5 separate regions of the Homo sapiens genome follow, and all the other regions are linked to region 4. Evidence: chromatin contacts called from ENCODE Hi-C or POLR2A ChIA-PET data. All regions are on one chromosome and are shown on one strand. Each heading gives the region's core, a stretch centred on a gene start or an enhancer-like site at or near the end of the contact. The rest is flanking DNA. Distances are from core to core; before and after follow the strand shown.

What was found. Hi-C counts contacts between places; a loop is a spot of excess contacts on that map. ChIA-PET counts read pairs that join two places held with the same protein, here RNA polymerase II (POLR2A). Pooled maps may share reads with other maps.
Region 1: a map of CD4-positive, alpha-beta T cell shows a loop between it and region 4 (3-fold over the local background). The contact joins the promoter of ID3 here to the promoter of SRSF10 in region 4. A Hi-C loop is called at or near these places in 1 of 168 maps with a recorded cell type or tissue (CD4-positive, alpha-beta T cell) and 6 of 50 pooled maps. POLR2A ChIA-PET finds 5 or more read pairs at or near these places in 1 of 52 experiments (GM10248).
Region 2: a loop to region 4 is called in a pooled map, with 7 times the contacts of the local background. The contact joins the promoter of GRHL3-AS1 here to the promoter of SRSF10 in region 4. A Hi-C loop is called at or near these places in 5 of 50 pooled maps. POLR2A ChIA-PET finds 5 or more read pairs at or near these places in 4 of 52 experiments (A673, GM10248, H1 and 1 more).
Region 3: a map of naive thymus-derived CD4-positive, alpha-beta T cell shows a loop between it and region 4 (4-fold over the local background). The contact joins the promoter of RPL11 here to the promoter of SRSF10 in region 4. A Hi-C loop is called at or near these places in 1 of 168 maps with a recorded cell type or tissue (naive thymus-derived CD4-positive, alpha-beta T cell) and 9 of 50 pooled maps. POLR2A ChIA-PET finds 5 or more read pairs at or near these places in 9 of 52 experiments (A673, GM12878, H1 and 6 more).
Region 5: a pooled map shows a loop between it and region 4 (5-fold over the local background). The contact joins the enhancer-like site here to the promoter of SRSF10 in region 4. A Hi-C loop is called at or near these places in 2 of 50 pooled maps. POLR2A ChIA-PET finds 5 or more read pairs at or near these places in 3 of 52 experiments (activated B cell, activated CD4-positive, alpha-beta T cell and activated T-cell).

What each region holds. Positions count from the first base shown.
Region 1 is chr1:23,558,251-23,560,950 of GRCh38, forward strand. It overlaps ID3 (inhibitor of DNA binding 3), which reads right to left and starts at 1,251. Exons shown (of 3, transcript NM_002167.5): 1 at 877-1,251; 2 at 685-769; 3 at 1-165. The coding sequence starts at 1,176. The coding sequence ends at 710. All of the region lies in intron 2 of LOC124903876 (a long non-coding RNA gene), which reads left to right. RefSeq lists an enhancer at 121-250 and silencers at 1,191-1,450, 1,318-1,564.
Region 2 is chr1:24,320,638-24,323,337 of GRCh38, forward strand. GRHL3-AS1 (GRHL3 antisense RNA 1) reads right to left here and starts at 1,354. Exons shown (of 2, transcript NR_183722.1): 1 at 1,029-1,354. The region is part of intron 1 of GRHL3 (grainyhead like transcription factor 3); the gene reads left to right. RefSeq lists a silencer at 1,253-1,392 and enhancers at 1,460-1,977, 1,978-2,493.
Region 3 is chr1:23,690,358-23,693,057 of GRCh38, forward strand. RPL11 (ribosomal protein L11) reads left to right here and starts at 1,449. Exons shown (of 6, transcript NM_000975.5): 1 at 1,449-1,472; 2 at 2,252-2,402. The coding sequence starts at 1,467. RefSeq lists an enhancer at 1,411-1,730.
Region 4 is chr1:23,978,977-23,981,676 of GRCh38, forward strand. It overlaps SRSF10 (serine and arginine rich splicing factor 10), which reads right to left and starts at 1,351. Exons shown (of 6, transcript NM_054016.4): 1 at 1,215-1,351. The coding sequence starts at 1,279. RefSeq lists enhancers at 578-1,568, 806-855, 1,286-1,615, 1,569-2,559, 1,626-1,675.
Region 5 is chr1:23,719,439-23,722,138 of GRCh38, forward strand. No RefSeq gene overlaps it. Among named protein-coding and RNA genes, the nearest start is that of ELOA, 23 kb to the right of the region's middle. Within about 2 kb of position 1,298, at least 5 of the 41 ENCODE cell types and tissues checked have a DNase peak (open chromatin) inside an H3K27ac peak, as active enhancers do.

The DNA.
Region 1 (2,700 bases), core at 1-2,500, 420 kb before region 4:
CCACAAGTTCACAGTCCTTCGCTCCTGAGCACCAGGTTTAGTCTCCAGGAAGGGATTTGGTGAAGTCAAGTGGGCAGGGCGAAGTTGGGGCCCATCCCTGCCGTCCGGCTTCCGGCAGGAGAGGTTCCCGGGGTCCCAGGCAGAACGGGCGCCAGCACCTGCGTTCTGGGCGGGGGAGGAAAGAAGACCAAGGAGCAGTCAGTTTCCGCCGAGCGTGCCGAGGCGGGGGCCGTCCGCAGACTGGCCGGCGCCAGGGAGGAAACTTGGTCTGTACCTCCAGCTGATAACTCCGCGCCCCACGCTGCCCCCACCCAGTTGGCGCCAAAGACCACAGGCGGAGCTTGCGCTACCCCTCCTACTTGGAATTGACACTAGCTGGGAGGGGGCTGCCGAAGACAGCTCCCTATACAACATGGAACAGAAAGACTTGTATTTAGTCGGACCCATGTCTACTTTGCCAGACCCTCGGCCACTGCGGGAGGGCAGGGCCCAGGCGCATTTAAGGCTTAAATGCACATCACATGGAAACTGACTCTGCCATTCATTTGATGCAACCATGGGCAAGTCACTTGTCCCTCTCTGGCCTCAGTTTCCCTAAACCGAGTGAGTGGCAATTTTTCAAAACGTCTGCCAACTCCAGGACTTGCCGTTTAAACCTCCCTCTCCAAGAGAGGAGATACTCACCTGGAGGTGTCAGGACACGGCCGAGTCAGTGGCAAAAGCTCCTTTTGTCGTTGGAGATGACAAGTTCCGGAGTGAGCTCGGCTGTCTGATTAGAGGAAAAGAGGGAAGAGTTACGCGAGGCAATCGGGAGCTCCGAGGGTCCCGCAGCATCCTTGCCTGGGTGTTCAGCCCTGTCCCGACTTCGAGGCTTACCTGGATGGGAAGGTGGGGGCCATCAGGGGGTCCAGGGGCTGGCTCGGCCAGGACTACCTGCAGGTCGAGAATGTAGTCGATGACGCGCTGTAGGATTTCCACCTGGCTAAGCTGAGTGCCTCTCGGGACTCCGGGTACCAGTTCCCGCAGGCGGGAGTAGCAGTGGTTCATGTCGTCCAGCAAGCTCAGCGGCTCCTCAGCTGCCGGGCCCTTCCCTCGGCCCCGGGCGATGGCCAGACTGCGTTCCGACAGGCAGCACACCGCCTCGTAGCAGCCGCGCACCGGGCTCAGCGCCTTCATGCTGGGGAGTGAGTCCAGAGGTGCCCCAAAGAGAAAGAAAACCAAAAGAAGTCCCGCTACAGTGACCTGCAACGCGCGCACGCTCGCCGCGGCGGTCACTTATAGAGCCTGCCTGGAAGGCACGCCTCTTTATTCAAAATGGCCCGCCTCGGCCCTGCCCCCGCCGGCCCTGGGCGTTCACAGCCCGCTTAAATTGCAAACAGGCTTCCTCCGGCTGGTCTGACGCCGAAGACCGCGGAGCCGCGGATTCAAAGAATGAGGAAGCGCTGATACCGGGGAGAGGCGGGCCTCTCCGCCAGCAAGGATTTAAAAATCACTCAAAACCATTAACTTCCAGAATTTGCTTTTTCCTGGCAGCACCCCAGATCTTTGAGCTTCCCTGCCCCCTGCCAGTCCGCCTTTAGCCCAACACTGGTTCGAGCCACAGCTCCTCCGAGGTCATAAATCCCTGAACAGCAAAGAAGCTCCCCCCACCCCCCGTTTTTTTTAAGCGAAAGATTTTTCAAGGGAAACTTGTAAGGAATTAGTGCCGCCTTGTTCCCCAATTTGCTGTTCGTCTGACCTCCAGACTCACTGGCGTCAGGAATTATCTTGTGACCAGAGGGAAAAAAAATTAATTGCGGTGAAGCTGAGGTTACAATGAAGAAAACAGATTTGCGCTAGGCGCTGAGATTGCAGAAGGAGGAGGGAAAGGGGGTTTGAGCAAAGAACACTATTTATTTGAGCAACAGGGGAAAAGAAGAAAGCTTGAGCCCATGCTTTTTGCATGGGGAAAAAAGGAGCCTGGACCCTCTGCCCCATAAACTCCATAACGAACTAAATATATGCACAGTTGTGCTTTGTGAGTTCAATTAGAATTTTGGACAAGGTTTTAAATATGGAGGCACAGATGGGACAATTTCTACATAAACCTTTTTAAGAGCCCCCCCCCACCCAATTGGGTCAGCAAATTTCTTAACTTCCCCTCTCTTCACTTTCCACACACCTCTGTGTAGAAAACAGTGGTAATTTCATTGCTCTATTGTCTGTCCCTTTCTGCTATGGAAGGGCAGGCCACCTGGACTTGATTATTCTTAGCCCTGCTGAAGTAGCTCCAGCTCCATCTGAAAGACCAGGAAAGGAACCAGAGGGCCGGCAAACTAAGTCCTGTATTGCAACAGGACACTGTGCTCAGTATTCTTTGATTCTTTGCTTGCCTTCTTGTCACCTCCCTAGACATTTGGGGACCTGCACTTCCAAGATGCTGCTTTCCATTTTGGAAATGACCAAGTGGGATTCCCCCAATAGTTGCTTTCCTAATGAATCATTGGTGAATATTTATGGAGTCCCTCCGCATAAAACAGTGGCTCCTGCTTTCAAGAATCTCACAATTTGGGGAGACAAGATTAACACAGGAAACAAGAGTTCGATAATGTGTGGCACTGATTAACAGGACAAGGGGGGCTCAGAGCCAAAGAGAGTCGCAAAACGGTTGAAAAGGACACTGACTGGGAATTGAGAGCCCTGGGTTCATCATGCTAGCCC
Region 2 (2,700 bases), core at 104-2,603, 340 kb after region 4:
GACAGCAGTGCTAGGTCCTGACTGCAGACCGGATTCTATGTTCTAGCTAGCCCTTCAGCTCTTCATGTTCACAGCACAATCACTTGGGTTAACAGGCACATTTCTTTTGAATGAATTTCCCGGGGTTGACAATGTATTGACAATTGGACCGCAATGAGAATAAGAGCAGGAGCATTGGTACTGACACCTGGGTTCAAGTCCCAGCTCTAGCACTTATAGCTGTGTGATGTTGAGCAAGTCCCTTAATCCTCATCTGTAAATAGTGGCCAACAGTAGTATCCACCTCATGGGGTTGTTAGAGGATTTGACAATTTTAGAATAGTGATTGCTTTTAAGGCTGGTGGAGAACACACCAGTAACACCATTGTCATTTCATGTAGAACTAACCAATCAATGAGCATTCCCAAACCTCTTGCTATTTTTCCATACTTTGAACGCGCAAAAAAATCTTGACATGTGTCTCCATCCCACTTAAATTTGCTGGCTAAAACTGCGGAGGCTACAGACAGAATCTATTCATTACTGCACGTTAGGGGGTATGTGTTCTGAAGCTGGGTTACTTGAACAGAAAGGTTTCTTGCTTTTCTCCTCCCTAATGGTTTGGATTTGAAGTCAGATCCGCTGACAGTTGAGGCTTCTCAGTTTGGGGTGGGGTGAGGGAAGCCAGTTGCCTGCTGAGTAATTGCAGGCGGACTCCAAGCCACCATTTGAGATTACAGTGGCAGAGCCTGGGGGCTCAGCTGCCCCTACTGGTAAGGGGAGGGCACCCGGCGCTTGGCTTGCAAGTTCTGAGCTGCTGTTGCTTCTGCGGCCTCGACATTCTCCTAAAAAGTGCCAAGTTAAGAGGACTGGCCATAGCTTACAGCTTGGGCCCTCATGGAATGGCCAACTCTGGCCAGGCCTTGATATAGTGGCAAAAGTGGGACTTGCCTGTCACTCTAAATTCTGCCACTTACCAACAGCAGGATCCTGGTGAATTTGTTTGTCCTCCCTGACCCTCAGTCTGCTCATCTGTCTGTAACACCTACCTGGCAGGAACAACTGTGAGCTCCCAAATGTGGACCAGAGCTCCATCCGCGCCCGCCCGGTGGCCAGGCCCCGGGTGTAAGGCGGCACTTCGAAGGCTGGTCTCTGAGAAGCATGGAGGCCCCGGCGGTGTAGTTAGAAACCAGCTGGAGGTGGCTGGCGGGTGCTGAGCGCCGGGCCTTTCATGTGGTCGCAGCGCTCTGGGTGCCTGGAGCCCGCAGCCCTGGGCAGCCCCGGGCTACCGCAGGGCGCAAGGGATCCTGGGCTGCGGCCGAGGGCGCCGGAAGTCGCCGCCGACCGCCTGGGTCTCGCAGGAAAACAGCCGGCGCCCGCGAGCTGCCCAGCGTCGGGTTTTCCTGAAGGTGCGTCGGGGCCCCCGGGGAGCTGGAGCCGCAGGCGACCTCCCCGGTGACCTGTTGTTCCCCTCTGGAGGGCCGGCCGGCGCTCCAGGCAGGCCCCGTTGACAGCCCAGGAAGGGAGAGTTTCGCCGCAAAGGGGCTTGGCACACAGTAGGTCTAAGGCACCGAGGCAGGAGCGTCCCCCGCGGCCTCGCTCCCTGCTCTCTGGGCCCCACCGCTGCCGCCTGGAGTCTCCCCTCAGCCTCGCAGAGACGCGACTCGGTTGGGGGAAGGGGACTAGAACCGTCGCAGTCCTGACCGCGGCCGCCGCCGCCGTTCTATCTGATCTCCAGGAGCGCCGGCTCCAGACTGCCTGGAGCGCTGAAAGAGTTAATCAGGAACGCCTCCCCGCTGTGGTTTTGTGGTCGAAACCATGATTGCCAGGAGCAAATTTTTGTCGTGCACGAGGTGTGTTATTAAAAGTCGGAGCTACGCTGCTGCTGAATGAAAAGTTAAAAGCCCTCTTTGAGTTCGGGCTGTAAAACTGGCGGACTGGGCCGAGAGGCTTGAGCCAACCCTAACGGCGGCGGCCCGGGCGGCGCGGGGGTCCTGCGGCTCCGCCAGCTGCTGGGAGCGGGCAGGCTGCGCAGTCCCAGCAGTGAGTGGCCGCAGCCAGGCGGTCGGCAGAGCTCCCACTGACCCACCGGAGGAGTGAAGAGGGAAAACGGGGCTGAAACCCAGATGGGATCATCCAGCTTTCTCTTACGTTAGAACAAAAATGACAGCCAACATTTATGGAGCGCTGACTCCGCATCTGACATTGTGTCGAGTGCTTGATAAATACACGCTCTTCTTTAAACCCTCCCAACAAACTAATGCGGGATGGGAGTGTAAATGCAGTTTTGCCGAAGAGGGGACCCAGACCTGGTTCAGGCTTGCCCAAGGTCTCACGGAAGCACTGGGATCTTAACCGGGTCTTAGCCGAGCAGCCATAGGCCACCCCGCTTCCTCTGTGCTTAGCCTCTGAAAAGAAGACAGAGGAGATGTGCCAAACTGTTAAGAGTGGTTATTTCTGAGCAGAAGAATGTGGATGAATTCCATTCTTCCTATTTTTCTGTAGGTTCTACATGTTATATATTTGTTGTATTTTACAAACCTATGTTACCTTTGGAGTCGTTAAGGGGAAGAGAGGGAGTCATTATTTTGAAAGAGAACACCTAGAACAGTGTTCTCAAACTGTGGTCCGTGGACCATCATCATCATCATCATCACCTGGGAACTAGTTAAAAATGCAAATTCTCAGCCCCACCCTAGACCTACTGAATCAGAAACTGGG
Region 3 (2,700 bases), core at 199-2,698, 290 kb before region 4:
CACCCAGGCTGGAGTGCAGTGGCGCGACCTCGGCTCACTGAAAGCTCCGCCTCCCAGGTTCACGCCATTCTCCTGCCTCAGCCTCCAGAGTAGCTGGGACTACAGGCGCCCGCCACCACGCCCGGCTAATTTTTTTTTTTTTTTTTTTTTGTATTTTTAGTAGAGACGGAGTTTCACCGTGTTAGCCAGGATGGTCTCGATTTCCTGACCTCGCGATCCGCCCGTCTCGGTCTCCCAAAGTGCTGGGATTACAGGCGTGAGCCACCGCGCCCGGCCGCTGTTAAGTACTTATATGTGAATAAGCGTAAGAAAGTATTGCTTATCAATAGCATATACATTTACAGTCTGGAAAAATGGTTAGGCCAACCAACCAGAGATTGTCCACAAGGGTGGCTGAGATAGTGACACCTTTGCTTTCTGATGGTTCAATGTACACAAACTTTGTTTCATGCACAAACTTACTTAAAATATTGTATAAAATTACCTTCAGACTATGTGTATAAGGTGTATATGGAACATAAATTAATTTCATATTCAGACTTGGGTTCCATCCCCAAGATATCTCATTATGTTTATGCGAATATTCCATAATCCGGAAAAATCCCAAATCTAAAAACCGTCTGGTCCCAGGCTTTTCAGGTTAGGAATACGCACCCTGTAGTAACTTGCCCAAGGTCACATAGCTACTAGCTGGTCGAGACAGGACCACATCTGCCTGTCTTCAAGCTCGGGACTCTTAAACCACCACTCCTTTCCGTTTGTATAAATTCTATTTGTGCCCGGAGTGGTGGCTCACGCCTGTAATCCCAGCACTTTGGGAGGCCAAGGCGGGTGGATCATTTGAGGTCAGGAGTTCCATACCAGCCCGACCAACATGGTGAAACCCCATCTCTACTAAAAATACAAACAAATTAGACCGGTATGGTGGTGCGTGCCTGTAATCCCAGCTACTTGGGAGGCTGAGGCAGGAGAATCGCTTGAACCCGGGAGGCGGAGGTTGCAGTGAGCCGATATCGCGCCACTGCACTTCAACCTGGGTGACACAGCGAGGCTCCGTCTCAAAAAATAAATAAATAAATAAATTATATTTGTTTACGTTGTTACAGAATAAATTTGCGTCATAATTTGCATGATTGATTTAATGTAGTTTTGGCGTTCTCATCACACAAGGACCACCAGCTCGTGACACTGGGAGGAGAGAACGTCCTCAAGGTCCGGAAACTCAAGGACGTGCTGATTCGGGAGCTTTCAAAAACTATTTTTGGAAAACCCAGATCCCGGTCTTCAGCCAGCGTCGCCTGCAGTGGCTAGCACTACCCACAAGGGAGAAGCCGACGCTGCAGGGCTTTGCCAAATGCGCCTCTCTTCCTCGTCTTCATCTCTGTGGTTAGCCTGGGAAAAGAGCCCGCCTCCTGGCCCATAAGGCCCTCGGCCGGAAGCTCCGCTTTCTCTTCCTGCTCTCCATCATGGCGGTGAGTAGCTGGGACCTGGATTTGCTTTCCTTTATCCGTCGCCATCCATGGCAGGCCGAGCCTGCGGGGGCTACTTCGCCCGCAGCCCGAGGAATATGGAGCCCGCAATGCCTGCTGGCCCAAAACTAGCAGAGCCGTTCGAGCCAAGGACGCAGGGTTGAATTCTGTCACTTTCCCTGCCATCGTTTTAGGAGCGGCTCCGGGCACTTGCCCGGAGTGCTCAGAAGCACGGTCAGGAGGCTGCAGCGGGGGCAGATGGGGTGAATGGAGGGTTCTGAGGCAGGGGGGTCCGGGCCTTTTCCTGGTCCCGGGGACTTGAGACTTGCTCGGTGCTAGGAAACCTTAGTCGGTTGCTCCGCTTAGGGAAGGTGCCAGCCTTTAGACAGCTTCCGAATAGGATGCTGGACGTCGCATAACCACGTGTTTCCTGTTAACTGAGCAATTAAGTTCTGTTTCTTCGCTCACTCCCCTTAGTTGGCCTTACAATGGGGGCGCTCTTTGTTACCCTGAGCCTCTTAGGGTTCGATCTCAGTGTCCGTATCTTTTAACACTCAATAACTGTCCTGAGTTTTCTCTTCACCCGTTCCGTTCGTGGAGGAAGGATAGGTTCCGAGCTGTCTTCTTCCCTTGATGTCCCCTAAACATTATACCTTTTAAACATTCAGGGTCTTCGTTACGATTTGGGATGAGCAGAAATAAAAATGCTGTGCAGATAGAAAGTAGTAAAACTCAGGGCCCTCAGCTGTGAGTGTATTGACTGCTGCTCTTCCCTGTTGCAGCAGGATCAAGGTGAAAAGGAGAACCCCATGCGGGAACTTCGCATCCGCAAACTCTGTCTCAACATCTGTGTTGGGGAGAGTGGAGACAGACTGACGCGAGCAGCCAAGGTGTTGGAGCAGCTCACAGGGCAGACCCCTGTGTTTTCCAAAGGTGAGTAGTCACAAGGACATACAGGGTTTGCCTGCTTGGGTCGCTTGGTTGTTTCTTGATTTACCTGCTGTCGAGTCTGTTTAGAAAGTGACAGTCGGCATCACTTAAAGCATTAAATTCATGAGCCGGCCAAGAGGTGTCTTTTTTTTTTTTTTTTATTCAAGATGGCGTGTGGGATTGGAACACTAGATTTTATTTGAGCAGATCTTAAGCTAAGACTAGCCCAAGTAAAGATTTTCCTAAGTAACTAGGATATGAGATAGAGTGGAAATGTCAGGAACGAAGTAAAGATCATTAG
Region 4 (2,700 bases), core at 101-2,600:
GGAATGACCACAACTTATTTTTATCTACAGCCGTCATTTTTCATAAAAGGTACAGCAGCATTAGGTTGTATATAAGCCTTGTTTTTTTTTTTTTTTTTACTTTTACAGCATCAAATCGACTCTAGCACTCTGAAAAATACCAAGCACTTATTTTTACTCCCCAATTTTAGCGACAGATTTACACACTTAACAGTAGATAAATATGGTCTGAAAAAGTCACAAATATCGAACTTCTTAAATAGTTAAGTGTCAAGATGACGTAAAGAGAAAATTTCTCTAGATGCTAACGTAACTATTAGAAATTATGGAAAGAATTATTTATGGAAAGAATTATTGCTTTCTTTCCTTCTTAAATTTAAGACAAAAGCAAATCACAAAGCTAGCAAAAAACCCCCACGAAACACCAAAAACCCAAACCACTTATTTTCTGTGTGTAGATTCATTATTTGTGAAATAAAAAGCCTCATCTTGTAGTAAGAACTCTTCCAAAATAATCTGAAGGCAACTCGAAACAAGGGAATGGTGAGAACAAAGCCTATTTAAGGTACGTCTGAATTAATCTAACTTAGCTGTCAACGTCCTAATGACTGACGCTTCCCAAACCTCCCTTTTCAAAGGGTGACCAGAATTTCCAGGAAATAAGAAAAACTACTCGCAACATTTAACTGGAAAAATCTAACTCCCCAAATCTCAACGCTCCCTTTCTCCAAACACCTCCAACTGATTAAAACCCCCAAATATTAACAACGGCAACAACAACAAAGATAAATGGTAGCAACATTCCTCTCCCTCGATCCCGTTATTTCATCTCACTATTTTTTGGCTGGGGAAAAAAAAAAATCTCTGGGCCAAGGGGGCGTGAACCTCGAAGAATGTGAACTTCAAATCAATGGGGGGCGGCCGTCGGGTCGCGGAAAGGCCGCGGCGGGGGGCTGCTCGCGCCGGCAGGAAGCAGGGAGAAAGGGGCTGCAAACTGCGGAGGGGGAGGGGGACCGAAAAACCCCGCCACGCGGCCCGGCGAAGGCAGAGGCGCCGCCCTCGCTCCCACGCGGCGGCTGAGGCCCGCTGCGCGGCCTAGTTCGGCGCCAAAGCGGGCGCGGGACCCGCCATCTTCACTCCGTCCCCTCCCCCGGCCCAGTGCCGCCACCACCAGGGTCCTCTCCAGGCGCCTGCGGCCTCCCCGCCTAGGCCCGGAGTACCTGCCTTGTACCTACCTGGTGTCGTCGGCCACGTTCCTGACGAACAGAGACGTGTTGGGGGGACGCAGGTAGCGGGACATGGCGGCGGCGTGTCTCGGCCGGGCGCACTAACGGGCTCAGCAAACCGTCCGCGGCTCAGGCGGCCGAGCCTCAGACACACACAGCTAGAGGGCTCTGCTACGGCAACCGACTCTTCTCGCGAGACTTCACTCCCGCCTCCACTTCCCCCTCCTACCTCCGCGCAAAGTCGGGCGCAACGGTTCTTTCCCGCGAGAACACCAGGCGTCCGCCTGCGCATGCGGAGGGCTGGCGCACGCGCCTCAGCGTCGGTGTCATTCGTTGGCTTCTTGCGGTGCCTCTTACCCTCCCCCAAGCCTGTTCTTTCTTTCTTTAGGTCTTCATTTCCCGCCGTTTTCTACCTTACACTCCACTTCATCTCCACCCCCAAATCAGGAAGCAGATGTTTTAGTCTCTAGGCCAAACTTTGCGGTTACTACTAAATGGACAGATTTTTAAACTATTTAGTTCAGAGAGGCTGCCTTAAATTTCCCGGTTGGTCCAAGTTAATGTCCTGCTTTTATTTTGCCTTAAATTTCCCGTTTGGTCCAGGTTATGCCCTGACCTGCGAAAGAAGGATTTACAGCTTGTATTGAGTGTGTAAAGGAAGGAGGTGTGTGCCCTTGCGCAGAGCTGGGCCTGTCTCTCCAGTGTTTTCAGCCTGCCTTTGCCCCTCACCCACACCCTAGCCATCTCCACTTAGTCACGCATTTGGCTCCCAACCTGGGTGGGACCAAACCTCACACTGTAGGTTCATGACTGTGGTCATTTGTAGTGTATTCTTTGTTGCTGACGGCTTCCTGGGTATGCATCGGACCTGTATTGCAGCAGTTCTCAAACTTTTTGGTCTCAGAACGCCTTTATATTCTTGTGTATTACGGAAGATTCCAAAGAGCTTTTTTTAAAAAAAGTGTGGGTTATACCTATTAATAAATAGTTAATGAGAACTTAAAATAGAGGAAACTTCGGCTGGGCTCGGTGGCTCACGCCTGTAATCCCTCCCTGTACTTTGGGAGGCCGAGGCGGGCAGATCACGAGGTCAAGAGTTTGAGACCAGCCTGACCAACACAGTGAAACCCCATCTCTACTAAAAATACAAAAATTAGCCAGGCGTAGTGGCGCGCGCCTGTAATCCCAGCTACTTGGGAGGCTGGGGCAGAAGAATCGCTTGAACTCGGGAGGCAGAGGTTGCAGTGAGCCGAGATTGCACCACTGCATTCCAGCCTGGGCGACAGGGTGAGACTCCGTCTCAAAAAAGAAAAAAAAAAAAAATAGAGAAAACTTTGACACACTCCACTACCCTTTATCACACATCATGTACCCTCTGGAAAACTCCACGTTTGTAAGAGAATGAGCATGAAAATAGCAAATAATCTTTAGTATGGTTTTGATTTTGGAGGCCCTTTTGAGAGCCATTTCCTGCTCGATAAGAGTCAACTTCTGG
Region 5 (2,700 bases), core at 48-2,547, 260 kb before region 4:
GGAGGCCAGAGGTCCAAAATGGGTCTCACTGGGCTATAATCAAGGTATAGCCATGGCTGTGTCCTTCCTGAGGCTCCAGGGAGAATCTGTTTGCTTGCCTTTTCCAGCTTCTAGAGGCCACCTGTGTTCCTTGGCTGGTGGCCACCTTCAAAGCCAGCAATCCCATCACTCCAGCCTTTGCCTCTGTCATCACATCTTCTCTGACTCTGACTCATGCTTCTCGCTTTCACTTAGAAGCACCCTTGTGATTATTTTGGGCTACCTCAATAATCCAGGATAATCTCCCTATCTTGAGGTCAGCTGATTAGCAATTTTTATTGTATTAAAATAAATAAATTTGTAATATAAATTGAAATGAGGTCTTGCAATGTTGCCCAGGCTGGTCTCAAACCTCTGAGTTCAAGTGATCCTCCTGCCTCGGCCTCCCAAAGTGCTGGGATTACAGGTGTGAGCCACCATGCTTGGCCTGATTAGCAATTTTAATTCCCCCTTGCCATGTAAGATAACATATTCACAGGTTCCTGGGATCAGGGTGTGGACACCTGGGGTGGGGAGGGGACATTATTCTGCCTAATGCAGGTGGGAAGAACAGCATGTAGGTTAGGGGCTAGTTCTCCTTGTGCCACCACATCCCCAAGAACTCTTAGGAATCTGAGAATGTTAAATTTAAACCTAGCCCCAGGTCATTATGAAGGTATATTCATCGAAGTAAGAGAACAGAATAGGATAGGATAGAGTAAAAACTGTATTTAATGGTTTGTTAGTTTTTAACTTTTAAATATTTAGATAAATGGTATGTGGGCCTCTGTATACACTTTTGCCATCAGCCATGCAAATATTAGAGGTCCGTCTAACCCAAAGTCACATAGCCGGTGAGGAGTCAAATTAGAACACAGATGTGTTACTTTCACCACACAAGGCCCCTCTTCAAGGAGAAGTAAGGCACTGTCTTTCTCAGCTTCGAGGCTCTGTATCTCTGCCTGTTTCCTGGTGGTTACAGGCTATGTGCTCTGGAAACTCCTGCTGAGAACCTGGCCTCCTAGCCCTTCTGAAGCTGCAGTTCTTCTCTCACACCGTGTATTGCCCTATGCGGATACCTCTCATACAGACCCTCCACTGGGCCGTTCAAGTCCACGTACTTATGGGTTCACCAGCTAGTTAGTGCCCCCAGCAGGGATACAGAGATGGTTTAGTCACAGTCCCTGCTTGCAAGGAGCTCACAGTCTAGTGAGGACATCACACAAAGAAATGGACAGTGACGACCACACGAGAGACTCCTCCAGTGATGGGTGCACGATAATCTGGGGCAGATCTGGGGTGGGGTTAGGTACAGGCTGCTCAGAGGAAGTGATTCTCAAACTGAGTCTTAATGAGGCCAGGAGGCTGAGGGCTGGAATTTTGGGTTGGCATATTTATAGACCCTGAGGCTGCAATGGGGCAAGTTTGGGAAATCCCAACTCTGTCATGATGACTAGAACAAAGAGTAAGAGGTGAGAGGGGCCAGAAGTAAGGCTTAAAACACTAAGAGCCACAAAAAAAAAAAAAAAAAAAAAAAAAAAGCAAACAAACAAAAAAAACACTAAGAGCCTCAGCCCAGGAATGGTGGCTCATGCCTGTAATCCCAGCACTTTGGGAGGCCAAGGCAGGTGGATCACCTGAGGTCAGGAGTTCGAGACCAGCCTGGCCAACATGGTGAAACCCCATCTCTCCTAAAAATAGAAAAAAAATTAGCCAGGCATGGTGGCACACATCTGTAATTCCAGCTACTCGGGAGGCTGAGACAGGAGAATCGCTTGAACCTGGGAGGTGGAAGTTGCAGTGAGCCGAGATTGTGCCACTGCACTCCAGCCTGGGCAAGAGACTCTATCTCAAAAAAAAAAAAAAAAAAAAAAAAACCCAAAAAACACTAAGAGCCTCATTGACCCTAACAGGCTGTAGGCTTTATGAGGGGCCTAAATGTTACTGTTCATACTGTGCCTATGTACCAGGCACATCAGTGCAAGCAAGGCACGTGGCACATAGTAGATGCTTAGTAAATTTTTGCTGAAAGAATGAATGACAGGGCCAGGCACGGTGGCTTACACCTGTAATCTCAGCACTTTGGGAGGCCGAGGTGGGCAGATCACTTGAGTTCAGGAGTTCGAGACCAGCCTGGCCAACATGGTGAAACGATGTCTCTACTAAAAATACAAAAATTAGCTGGGCGTGGTGGTGTGTGCCTATAATCCCAGCTACTCGGGAGGCTAAGGCAGGAGAATCGCTTGAACCCAGGAGGCAGAGGTTACTGTGAGCTGAGATTGCACCACTGCTATCCAGCCTGGGTGACAAAGCGAGACTCCATCTCAAAAAAAAAAAAAAAAAAAAAAAGAATGATGAATGACAGGCTAGGCACTGTGGCTCATGCCTGTAATCCCAGCACTTTGAGAGGCTGAGGCAGGCAGATTGCTTGAGCCCAGGAGTTCGAGACCAGCCTGAGCAACATAGTGAAACCCCATCTCTACAAAAAATAAAAAAATAAGGTGGGCATGGTGGCATGCACCTGTAGTCCCAGCTACTTGGGAGGTAGGTGGGAGGTTGAGGCTGCAGTGAGCTGTGATCACACCACTGCACTGCAGCCTAAGTGGCAGCAAGACCTTGTCTCAAAAAAGAAAAAGAATGACATGGGCTGGGCGTGGTGGCTCACTCCTGTAATCCCAGCAC